2 separate regions of the Homo sapiens genome follow, and region 2 is linked to region 1. A link is a contact called in ENCODE Hi-C or POLR2A ChIA-PET data. All regions are on one chromosome and are shown on one strand. Each heading gives the region's core, a stretch centred on a gene start or an enhancer-like site at or near the end of the contact. The rest is flanking DNA. Distances are from core to core; before and after follow the strand shown. Region 1 holds the start of MAPKAPK5 (MAPK activated protein kinase 5). Region 2 holds the start of OAS2 (2'-5'-oligoadenylate synthetase 2).

Region 1 (6,005 bases), core at 2,040-4,539:
AACGAGACAGAAGTGAAGTGATGTCGTACTCAGACACACGGCTAATAAAATAGAAACGCTGGGCTGGGCGTGGTAGCTCATGCCTGTAGTCCCAACACTTTGGGAGGCCAAGGCGGACAGATAACCTGAGGTCAGGAGTTCGAGACCAGCCTGGCCAACATGGTGAAACCCCATCTTTTCTAGCAATATAACAACAATAACAACAAAATAGCAATAACAACAAAAATAGCCGGGCGTGGTGGTGTGCGCCTGTAGTCCCAGCTACTCGGAGGGCCAAGGCACAAGAATTGCTTGAACCTGGGAGGAGGCGGCTGCAGTGAGCCGAGATCACACCACTGCACTCCAGCCTGGGTGACAGAGTGAGACTCTGTATCAAAAAAAAACATAGGGTGAGATTTCAACTGAGTCTACCTAGAGAAGCTATAACAACCACTAAGTGACATTGCTGCCCTATTTGTATACTTATCTCCTGGAACTATGTCTCTCTTCTGTTCAAAACTCTCCTATAGTTCCCCTTTTAATCAGGGTCAAACCCAAAGTTCTTACGATGGCCTACAAGGCCCTAAGTGCCTTGCTTCCCATTGCTGCTCTACATCATCTCCACTGACCCACTGCATTCCAGCCACCTTGCTCTTCCTACATCACACTACACCTGCTTCTACCTCAAGGTCTGTCCTTGCTATTCCCACTGCCTGTTATACTCTTCCCTGAGACAGTGGTGGCTTGCTCTCGCATTTCCATCAGAACTCTACAGTGTCACCTCCTCGGACTACCCTATTTAACACAGTACTCCTCACCCTTTCCACACTTAATTAAAACCACCTAGCAGTAACCCCACCCTCTAGAATATAAGCTACATGACAGTAGGGACATCTAGGAGTCTGGCTTGTACCATTTGTGTCTAGGACACCATCTGGCACACAGGAGACAATGTTTAAAAACTGGCCACATACGCTTTGATTCACAACCCAATTAAATAACTTCAGGCGGCATATCATGCCTCTGTGCCAATAAAACCCAAACCAAGGCTGGGCGCGGTGGCTCACACCTGTTATCTCAGAACTTTGGGAGGCCGAGGCGGGCAAATCATGACGTCAGGAGATGGAGACCATCCTGGCTAACACAGTGAAACCCCACCTCTACTAAAAATACAAAAAAATTAGCTGGGTGTGGTGGCACGTGCCTGTAGTCCCAGCTACTGGGGAGGCTGAGGCAGGAGAATCACTTGAACCTGGGAGGTGGAGGTTGCAGTGAGCCAAGAGCATCCCACTGCACTCCAGCCTGGATGACAAAGCCAGACTCCGACTCAAAAAAAAAAACAAAACCCAAAACAAAAGAAGGATATGTCAAGGCAGTCTTTTAGAATCTTTATGATTTAAAACCTCGTCTTCCTTGGGCCAGGCACGGTGGCTCACGCCTGTAATCCCACCATTTTGGGAGGCCAAGGCGGGCAGATCACGAGGTCAGGAGATCGAGCCCATCCTGGCTATTACGGTGAAACCCCGTCTCTACTAAAAATACAAACAAAAGAAAAAATTAGCAGGGCGTGGTGGGTGGGCGCCTGTAATCCCAGCTACTCGGGAGGCTGAGGCAGGAGAATGGCGTGAACCCAGGAGGCGGAACTTGCAGTGAGCCAAGATCGGGCCACTGCACTCCAGCCTGGGCGACAGAGTGAGACTCCGTCTCAAAAACAAACAAACAGACAAAAAACCTGGTCTTCCTTAATGTATATGTTATATGTTGATGCCTCCTTTAAAGGGTTAAGTTTCTTTGGAATGACTTGATGATTTTGAGAAACTATATACACCACCTAAAGAATTGGTAGAAATGTAAATTCTTAATCATTACTAGTAACTGTCTTGAAGGGGAAAATAACCCCAAGCTGCCAATAGATGCCTGTCCTTCAAGATAAAATGAAATTATTCAATGCACTGGGCTGACTTAACACTACAAATAAGTAAATAATACATCAAACTTTAAGCGTCAATGTTTAATTTTCATAAGACTAATTTCTTAGCTACAGCTGTCAAGACAGATAACTGGCCCTGAGTGGGCAAAATGTGCCTTTAAAAAAAAAAAAAGTTAAAAACAGGTTTTAGAAAACTTATTTTATTTGTGTAATTTTCGAACACACATTTGCTTTTCTTTTGGTTTAAGTGCAGTTAAGTCACAGGAACTGTTAACTTTTCCTAAGTAAACTCAATGCTTCCTAGGAGAAAGAAGAGGAAAAAGAAAAAGGGGAGAATACACGGAAAAGTGAGGACAACCTATTCCCCAAAGGACAGGTTTTGTACGGCGAACCACCTTTTTCCAACTGCAGATTTCCAGAAGGCTGATTTCAAACAAATCGGGAGGGATGGATAAATTCCAACTCTCCAAGTTCTGTAGACCATCCGGAAGCAAATGCTGGCGGCCTTGGGGAGTGATCGAAACGTGTAGTAGTAGTAGTAGGGCTCTCTTCGTCCCATTCATTGACACTTAATAGTGTCTCCAGGCCACTCACCTCTGTTCCAGCTGAGCACAAATCACACTCACCAGGGAAGCTGGCGGGAGTCGGACACACACCTACACCCACACCCATAACCCTTGGCCCCAGGGCTGTAAAGCGCGATCCACGGAATCCGGGGGAGGCCGAAACCCGGTAGTCGATGGAACCTCTCACTGCAAAATCTCCCTGCTTTTTGAGGCTAGAGCCGAGAAGAACGCCACAGGACAACGCGGGGGAAGAGGGGGCACCTCCCCCTTACCTTGATGGCTTTGTCCATGTCGCTCTCCTCCGACATACTCAGTGGGGCCCCCACAGCCGGGAGAGGCGGAGGCTGCTCAGCAGCCCTGTCCCCGCGCGGCCGAGGGAGCAAAGGGCTCGGCACTCGGGCCCCTGGGCCTCGTGGCGACGGGCAGCAGCCGCCCCTCGGGACCGGTGGGGATGAGGACCCCGGCGCCGGCTCTGCTTCGGCGGGCGGCTCTAGGCTGGCGGCAGCAGCAGCGGCGGAGGCGGCGGCCCCTGGGGACAGGTCTTTGTGCTGGGCCCCACGCGGCCGCCTCCTAGCCTCATCCCCAGCTGGGGAGGCAGGCTCCTGGGGTAGGGCGAGGCGGGGAGGGCCTCGACCCGGGGCGCCGTGCAAGGGCCTCGCGGGGCCGCCGCTTAGACCTGGGCTCGCCAGGTCCTAAAGAAGAGCCTGCGCCTCCGCCTCCGCCGCCTGCACCGCCGCGAAGCCGAAGCCGAAGCCGAAGCAGAGCTCGGCGCCGCTGCTCCCGCCGCCGCCTCAGCGCCACACATCGCCGGGACACCCGCGCCGGGCAGCCCCGCCGGCCGCCCTCACGCACGCGCTGTGCCCCGCGGGAGCTCCAGGCCGCCCCTCCTGCCGCCCAGCTTCGTGACTCCACGGCCCCACGCGCCCCTTGCTGCCTTCCGCTGGGGTTTCCGAGCCGCCCCCGAACCGCGCACCCGACTTGCAGGCGTCCGCCTGGGCCTCCCTAAGACACGCCGCATACAGGACAGGCCCCTGGGCCTTCCGCGGCGATGGCGCTGCGCTAATGACGTCATAGGCCCGGACTCGCGTGAGTGCGCGTGCGTTGGGGCCTCAGCCTTTATCTCCACTCTGCGGAGATTCACGCCTGGAAAACGCTCTTCTGAGAGGATCTGTGGAGGTCAACCCAGGAGAGAGAAGACAGGACTGAAGCACTGAAAGGGTCCTGCCGTTAAGGGCGCAGGATTGTATAGAATATATAATAGCAGTAGCAGCTCTGTTTACGGAGCATTAACCTTACGTGGAGTTATTTCCTGCATTTCCTCCTTTCGTCTTTACAAGGTAGCCGTTTGGCGTCGTGAGGTATGGATGTTCCCATCCCTAATTTGCAAAATAGGTAACTGAGGCTCAGGAGAGCTAGACTAGTTTGTGCACAGCCGAGAAGTGGTCAAGCTAGAATGGGACCCCAGGTTTGTGCTCCCTACTCTCCACCGATAACCTATCAAAGGGCTTTGCAAGAGCTTTTGACTAATCGTCTGTCAATGGTTCTTCATTCACGTATTAATTGCACATCAGTATGTGCCAAATCTACTAGACATTGGAGAAACAGTAGGAACAACACATGGTACCGGCACATGGATCTTTCAGGAAAACGAAGTAGGTAATAAACAGGAAAAAGCCCGAGTCTGATGCTAAGAAGAACATAAACAGGATGCTGAGGTAAGAGAATAACTGGATGTGGGGACTTCTTCGTATTAGATGATTAAGGAAGGAATCTCAGGAGGTAACATTTAAGCTGAGACCCCTGAGGAATGAGAAAGGGCTGGCTATTGGAAATCCAAGGAAAGATTTCTGGGCAGATGGGTAGAAATTTTAAGGTGGAAATAAGCTAAATATGTTCAAGAATCAGCAAGAAGGTCATTGTAGCTGGAGTAGATCGAGTAGGAGGAGACTGATAAAGGGTGAGGTTGGAGGCTGGGCGCGGTGGGTCACGCCTGTAATCCCAGCACTTCGGGAGGCCAAGGCGGGCGGATCACTTGAAGTCAGGAGTTCGAGACCGGCCTGGCCAACATGGCGAAACCCCGTCTCTATTTCAAAAAAAGAAAAAAAAAAGTATAAAAAGGATGAGGTTGGAGATGTGGGCAGGGGCTGCATCATATGTGGCCTTTGGGGGTCATAATCAGGACTTTGGATTTTATTCTAAGCTATTGTAAGGTTTTAAAGTAAAGAGTGATGTGAACAAATTTGTTTTAAAAGATCACTCTGCTTTGTAGAGAATAGAATATAGGAAAGCAAGAATGGAAACAGAGCTATTAGGAGGCTATTGGAGAATAATGCAGATGAGAGATTATTACACTGTCTGAACTAAGGAGGTGGCGGTAAAGGTGTAGAGAAGATGGATTTTTTTTTTTAAACGGTCCCACTGTCTAGAGTGCAGTGGCGTGATCACAGCTCACTGCAACCTAGACCTCCTGGGCTCAGGCGATCCTCCCACCTCAGCATCCTGAGTAGCTGGGACTATAGGCGCATGCCACCATGCCTGGCTAATTTTTCGTATTTTTTTTGTAGAGATTGGGTCTCTCCACATTGCCCCGGCTGCTCTCCAACCCCTGAGTTCAAGTGATTCACCTCCCTTGGCCTCCCAAAGTACTGGGATTACAGGCGTGAGCCACCGTGCCTGGCTGAGAAGATGGATTTAAGACATATTTTGGAGGTAACATTGTCAGGACTTCCTGAAGGATTAGATGTGGAAGGGAAGGATAAGAAACAGACCAAGGATAACTTTCAAATGTATGCTTAAGCAACTGGATGGATAATGATGCCATTGAGTGAGTGAAAAACTTGATGGAAGTGGAAGATTCAGAGTTCATTTCTATCTAGGTTAATTTGAGACATACCAGAGCATAAGTTAAGTAAGTAATTGAATATTGGAGTGGAGACTTATTTGTCTACCGAATTATTGTTTTCTTTGTCGGACATACACCTACACTGCATTCCTCAAAGTAAAATTTAAGTGTGGCTCTGTGCCTATGCTCTCCCCAGCGGAAAGTGACCAGAAGAGGTGTGCAGTTTCCAGGCCTGGCCCATACAGACCTCCAACAGGTGCTCCCCTGTGCTGTTACTCCTTCTGCCAACTGGAAGCAGATGGTGACCAGGCTCTGGAGAAGGCAAGGCCTGAAGATGGGAGATTCCTAAGTGGAGGAGAACTGTGCCTTACTGACCTAAATATCCACTCAGTATTGTTATGTGAGAATAAATAAACTTGTGTTGACCGTTTACTTACTTTGAGTCTTTTGTTCTAGCAGCTTTGCCTATGCTACCTAATATGAATAAGAGCAATGATCCCGCGATGAACTTTGGGAGAAAATTTTTAAATGACTTCAGTTGACATCTGTAACAGGAAATATTCGTGCAAAAGTAATTGTGGTTTTTGCCATTTAAAAATAATGGCAAAAACTGCAGTCATTTTTGCACTAACCTATAGAAGATGCCTTGGATTTATTCATTCATTTCATCCAGTAAGAATTTCTCTCT
Region 2 (6,005 bases), core at 1,244-3,743, 1.1 Mb before region 1:
ACATACAAAATGGCCAATGGGTATATGAAAAAATGCTTGACATCACTAATCACTAGGGAAATGCAAATCAAAACCACAATGAGATACCATCTCACCCCAGTTAGAATAGCTATTATCAAAAAGACAAAAAATAAACGCTAGCAAGGATTTGGAGTAAAGGGAATCTTACACACTGTTGGTGGGAATGTAAATTAGCACAGTCATTACGGAAAACAGTATGGAGGTTTCTAAAAAAAATAAAAATGGCACTGCCATTCAATCCAGCAATCCCACTACTAGGTATTTATCCAAAAAAGGGATAACTGCACCCTCATGTTTATTGCAGCACTATTCACAAAAGCCAAGATATGGAATCAACCAACGTATCCATCAGCAGCTGAATGGATAAAGACAATGTAGTATATATACACAATAGAATACTATTCAGACACAAAAAGAATGGAATTCTGTCATTTGCAGCAATGTGCATGGAACTAGAGGTCATTATGTTAAATGAAATAAGTCAGGCATAGAAAGACAATATTGCATGTGTTTATGTGGAAGTTAAAAAAAGTTGATCTCATGGAGGTAGAGAGTAGGATCATAGTTACCAGAGGCTGGGAAGTAGAGGAGGAAATGAAGAGAAGTTGGTTAATGGATACAAACATACAGTTAGATAGAAGGGATAAATTCTAGTGTTTGATAGCACAATGGGGTGACTATAGTTAACAATAATTTATTATATATTTCAAAATAGTTAGAAGAGAAGATCTGAACTGTTCTCAACACAAATAAATGATCAATGTTTGAGGTGATGGATATCCTAACTACCCTGATCATTTCACATTGTATCCATGTGTCCAAATATCACATGTACCCCATATAAATATGCACAATTATGTAAAAATAAAAAAACACAGTAGAATGGACAAATGTGGAATATTCACATAATGGAATTGACACAACAATGAAAAGATAAACAACTGTACCCCACAACATAAATTTCATAAACATCATAGGTCAGAGAAACCACGCACTAAAGCACACAGAGCCCATGATGCCATTTATGTAGGGTTCACCCATGCATCCTGGTTTACATTCCCAGCTTTCACACCAAGAGTCCCACATCCCAGGAAACACCCCAATCTTGGATGAACTGGGATAGTTGGTCACCCTATAATTGTAAAACGTTTAAAAACAGGCAAAACGTGTCTATGCTGTTAGAAGTCAGGAGATTGCCTACCTGGGTTTGGAGGTGCTGACTGGATCGGGGGCCCAGGGCTCTGGGGGGCTGAGAATGTTTTGTTTCTGGATCTGGGTGGGGGTTACACAGTTACATTGTTTGTGGCTACCTATCAAGCTGGACACTTTGATCTGGGCACTTTTTCTGTTTTACTTCCATGAGGAAAAAAAAATTGAGAGGCAGGATAGTGTAGTGGTTAAACATGCATGCCCTCAAGCCAATTACCCAGGCTTAAAATCCCAGTTCTGACAATAGCTATTAACCAAACTTGCCTTAGCTTGCTGGCCTGGGCCAGGGCTGGGGACACCACGTGTCTAGATTTCTTTATTGAGGCACTAGCGGATGTGTGCAAGGGGTAGAGACCAAAAAGTGTGGCAGCAGCAGAGAAGGGACGTCAGCAGCTCAGGAGGCTAAGAGGATAGTATTGGGCCATCAGGACCCCCACGCCCCCAATTCTAGGGTCCTGGCATCTCCCCAGTCCCCCTTCCTCCCCAGAGGTCCAGAATTTTCAGCCTCAGTCCTGAGATTTGTGTCCACAAAACCAAATATTTCTAACTGATAAAAGCCACTCCTTCTTGCTGCGGAGAAACCACAAGGCAACCTGGGTAGTTTGAACAAAGTTCTCTAGCCTCCCTAAGTTTACTCCTCTGTACTGTGGAGAGGATAGAAGAAAATCGCAGTGAGTAATCACAGTGAATTCACTGAGCACTGCCAGTCTTTTGCTAAGAACATGATGTGCTCAAGCCTTACGATACTCTGAAGTGGGTATTATGCCTCTCCCCATTTTACAGAGTCAGAGACTGAGGCACAGAGAGGTTAAGTAGCCTGCCCAGTGTCACACAGCTCTGGAGCAAGCGCCTGCTCCAGAGCCTGAGACTCCTACACCACATCCCACCCAAGTGTGGGCCTCGCACATAATAGGCACCCAGCACCCAGTAGCTCGGCCTTGCTGCCGCCGTGGAATCTCCTGCCTCCCAGAGACCCAACCTCAGCCCTGGACTCACTATGGCCACTCCCTGCACCAGGGGGAACTGTTCGGGTTCCTGCAGGACGTCACAGATGGTGTTCACCATCTCGTCGATCAGTGTCTGACATTCTTCGTAGGGCTTCAGGTATTCCTGGATAAACCAACCCAGCTTCTGAGCAGGCACCGAGGACAGCTGGGACTCCCCATTTCCCATTGCTCTCAGCTGGCTGCCGGCAAGACAGTGAATGGTAGGATGGGAGGCAGAGGAATTCTTGCTGCTGCCCAGAGCCAGGAAACTGAAACTGAAGTCTAGAGGCCTCTCTCCACCCACTGCAGCGAGCTTACCAACTCTTGTATCCGGGACAGGGAAACAAAACTAACTTAAGCTCAGAGGCTCTGCCCTGCCCCTTGCAGTGAGTTTACCAACTCCTGCATCCGGGGCAGGGAAACCAAAACTAACTTAAGCTCAAATGCTCTTCCCCGCCCCTTGCAGCAAGGTTTACTGACTCCTGCACCCCAGCAGGGAAACCAAAACTGACTCAAGCTCAGAGGCTTTCCCTGTCCCCGGCAGCGTGGTGACCAGCCCTTCAGGGGCTCCCCAAAACTTGAGGTTAACTAAACAGCCTCTAGAACCCCATTGTGAGGGCTTCATACCTGCTAGATGTCTGTCCTTGAGCACATCGCCTGCCCTCTTCGCGCCTCAATTCCCCCATCTGTAAGCTGGGGGAAAATGGCAGCTCTCTCGTAGGATTAGCTTGATGATTAAATAATACCTGCAAAGTGCTTAGAAGCAGGGGCGCACAGGTCATCTTTTGAGGCTCTGTCCCTTTCCCCCTGTTCTCAGTGGCCAGGGAACTCACATTCAGGGAAAGCGGCAGAGAGGAAAAAGAGACCCAGAGAGGGAACTGACTTGCTCAGGGACACACAGCAAAGCAGGGACCTAGCTGGACTCAGGTTTTGGTCTGCTTCTGGGTAAACACAGGCCCCCGTGTGGTCAGCGGGTGGGAACCTCTGTGTGTCCAGTTTCTCAGCACACTTGTGGACAGCCGAGGGACCGTATGAGGCACTTGTCCAGCCTCGCAAGGGCAAGAAAACACACCCCAAGTGTGTGAGCCAGAAAGGAGACAGACATGCAACTCCTGTGCCCAGAGCTTTGAAAACAAAACTCGCAGAGGACTCCCAGCCAGCTGCCTTGGCCCAGCAATAATAATTCACAGAGAAGGCAAAAATCTCCAAGATGTAGTGGGGGACCAGGGCCCTTCCATACTGGGATGGTTAATTTTATGTGTCAAGTTGGCTGAGCCCAGGTACCCAGATATTTGGTCAAACATTATCCTAGATCTTTTTGTGAAGGTATTTTTTAAAGATAAGATTAACATTTACATTGGTAGACTTTTTTTTTGAGTAAAGTGGATTATCATCTGTAAGGTGGTGGGCCTGATTCAATCAGTTGAAGGCCTTAATAGACTAAAGACTGAGCTCCCCCAAGGAAGAGGGAATTCGGCTGCAGTGCCTTGGCCTCCACTTGCAGCAGCAACTCCTTCCTGGGTCTCCCACCTGCCAGTCTACCCTGCCGATTTTGGATTTGCCAGCCTCCACAATCACATGAGCCAATTCCTTAAAATAAATACCTCAAAATAAATATAAATACCCTGTTAGTTCTGGAAAAACCTCGATTAATGCACATGCTCATTAAGGGCCTTTCCTGCCCTTATCCAACTTTTACTGCAACACCGAGAGGTAGGCAGGCTGGGCAGGCGTAGTCCTAAGGTTCCTTTTTCAGATGAGAACATGGAGGCTCACAAAGGTGGAAACATTTGCCCGTGATCACACAGCTAGGAAGTTGTCAGGCTAGGTTCTCACACTAACACACTGCCTGACTCCAAAGCCTGTGCTTTATTTGTTATTTAAAAAAACACTTTATTTTGAAGTAATTTGAAATGCTGAGAAAATTTACAAGATGCACACAAAGAACTTCCTTAGACTTTTTAGCCATTATATTTTTTACCACATTTGCCCCTCATTTTCTTGCTATTTATACATTTTAGGAGGTTTTTGTTTTGTTTTGTTTTTGAGACAGAGTCTCACTCTGTCACCCAGGCTGGAGTGCAGTGGCGTGATTATAGCTCACTGTAGCCTCACCCTCCCAAGCTCAAGCAATCTTCCTACTTCAGCCTCCTGAGTAGCTGGGACTATAGGCATGCACCACCATGCCTGGCTAAATTTTTAAAATTTTTTGGTAGAAATGGGGGTCATGATGTCACCATGTTGCCCAGGCTGGGCTCGAACTCCTGGCCTCAAGCGATCTTCCCACCTCAGCCACCCAAAGTGCTGGGATTACAGACCTGAGCCACCACGCCCAGCCCTTCATGAGTATTTTTATTCCTGAACCATTTGAATGCATGTTGCATGATTTATGTCCCTTTACTCCTAAATGCTTCAACCTATATCTCCTAAGAGCAAGAATATTGTGTTACAGAAGCACAGAACAATGGTCCAATTCAGACTTTTATCATTGATACAATGCTATCATCTCATAACATATATAATAAATATAATTTTGTATAATTTATATAATATATAATTTATATAACATATATAATAAATATACGTTTATTATATAAATATTGTATAAATATATATTTTGAGACAGACAGAGTCTCACTGTCACCCAGGCTGGAGTGCAGTGGCACAATCTCGGCTCACTGTAGCCTCAACCTCTCAGGCTCAAGCGATTCTTCTGCCTCAGCTTCCTGAGTAGCTGGGACCACAGGCACACACCACCATGTCTGACTAATTTTTGTATTTTTTTGTACAGGTAGGGTCTCACCATGTTGCCCAGGCTGATCTCGAACTCCTGGGCTCAAGTGATCTGCCTGCCTCGGCCTCCCAAAGTGGTAGAATTATAGGTGTAAGCCACTGCATCCAGCCATAAATACATTCTTATATTGAAAAATTTACCAACGATTCCAATACTCTTCTTTATAGCATCCGCACCCCCGCCAACATCTAGGCTCACACATGACATTTAGCTGACGTATGTGACAGACGTGTTTCCTGGGAAGCCCACTAGGAAAGCAATGGTGATGTTTTTACTGGGGGAAGTTTCCTCGGCGTTCATTCTTGAGGTATTTTGATGGCGTAAGTTGAGTAGCTGCCTGCTTGTGGCCCATCTAGTCTGTCCCTATGAACACCAAGATTTAAGGGTCATCTCCATGTTCTGCAGGCCAGCCCCTCCTGGCCAATCCTGGGCCCTACCACTCATGGTGAGCACTGTGTCCCCTAATGGGTGCCATCTCCTGGCCTCTCTTACTCCAGGGTTCCACCATCCCTTTTGCTATCAGTGAGCCTAGCTCCCAAGGGGCCTCACCCACCATCCTGTGATGGCATCTCCTGCAGAGGAGGCTTTCTGAGCTTCTCTGTGATGCTGGCTGGTGTTCTCTTCCTGGTCCATTCCTCGTGGACTTGGTAAAGGGGAATCTTGGCCTTTCCATGGAAGATCGTCGCCTCTGGCTCCCTGGGCCTTATGCAGCCTTCCCAAGCATTGCCACTTCCCTGACCTTTCATCGCATCTGCCACCGTCTCCCCTGGCAATTCTGGCATTTGGATCTCACTTAGCATGGCCTCCTACTTTTTCCCGTCTTCTAGGAGCCCTCCTGGCAGCAAGTTTACACCTTCTCCTGGAGTCCTTGCCTGGGTGTGCAGCCCTGAACTCCCAAAGGACTTCCGAATCAATAAACCCTTTCCTATCTGACCTCACACTGCAGCCCCCTGATCGAGCACCCTCAAGGTTGACTCCTGCACAAACTCACCCGA

What was found. A loop is a pair of places that touch in the nucleus more often than their neighbours do. ChIA-PET counts read pairs that join two places held with the same protein, here RNA polymerase II (POLR2A). Pooled maps may share reads with other maps.
Region 2: a pooled map shows a loop between it and region 1 (6-fold over the local background). The contact joins the promoter of OAS2 here to the promoter of MAPKAPK5 in region 1. A Hi-C loop is called at or near these places in 7 of 50 pooled maps. POLR2A ChIA-PET finds 5 or more read pairs at or near these places in 2 of 52 experiments (activated CD4-positive, alpha-beta memory T cell and activated naive CD4-positive, alpha-beta T cell).

What each region holds. Positions count from the first base shown.
Region 1 is chr12:111,839,512-111,845,516 of GRCh38, reverse strand. MAPKAPK5 (MAPK activated protein kinase 5) reads right to left here and starts at 3,289. Exons shown (of 14, transcript NM_003668.4): 1 at 2,748-3,289. The coding sequence starts at 2,783. It overlaps MAPKAPK5-AS1 (MAPKAPK5 antisense RNA 1), which reads left to right and starts at 2,512. Exons shown (of 2, transcript NR_015404.2): 1 at 2,512-4,190; 2 at 5,040-5,750. RefSeq lists silencers at 944-1,112, 2,794-3,143, 3,224-3,403 and enhancers at 2,604-2,703, 3,434-3,713.
Region 2 is chr12:112,975,007-112,981,011 of GRCh38, reverse strand. OAS2 (2'-5'-oligoadenylate synthetase 2) reads right to left here and starts at 2,493. Exons shown (of 10, transcript NM_002535.3): 1 at 2,227-2,493. The coding sequence starts at 2,403. RefSeq lists enhancers at 1,329-1,478, 1,589-1,668, 1,839-1,918, 2,139-2,948.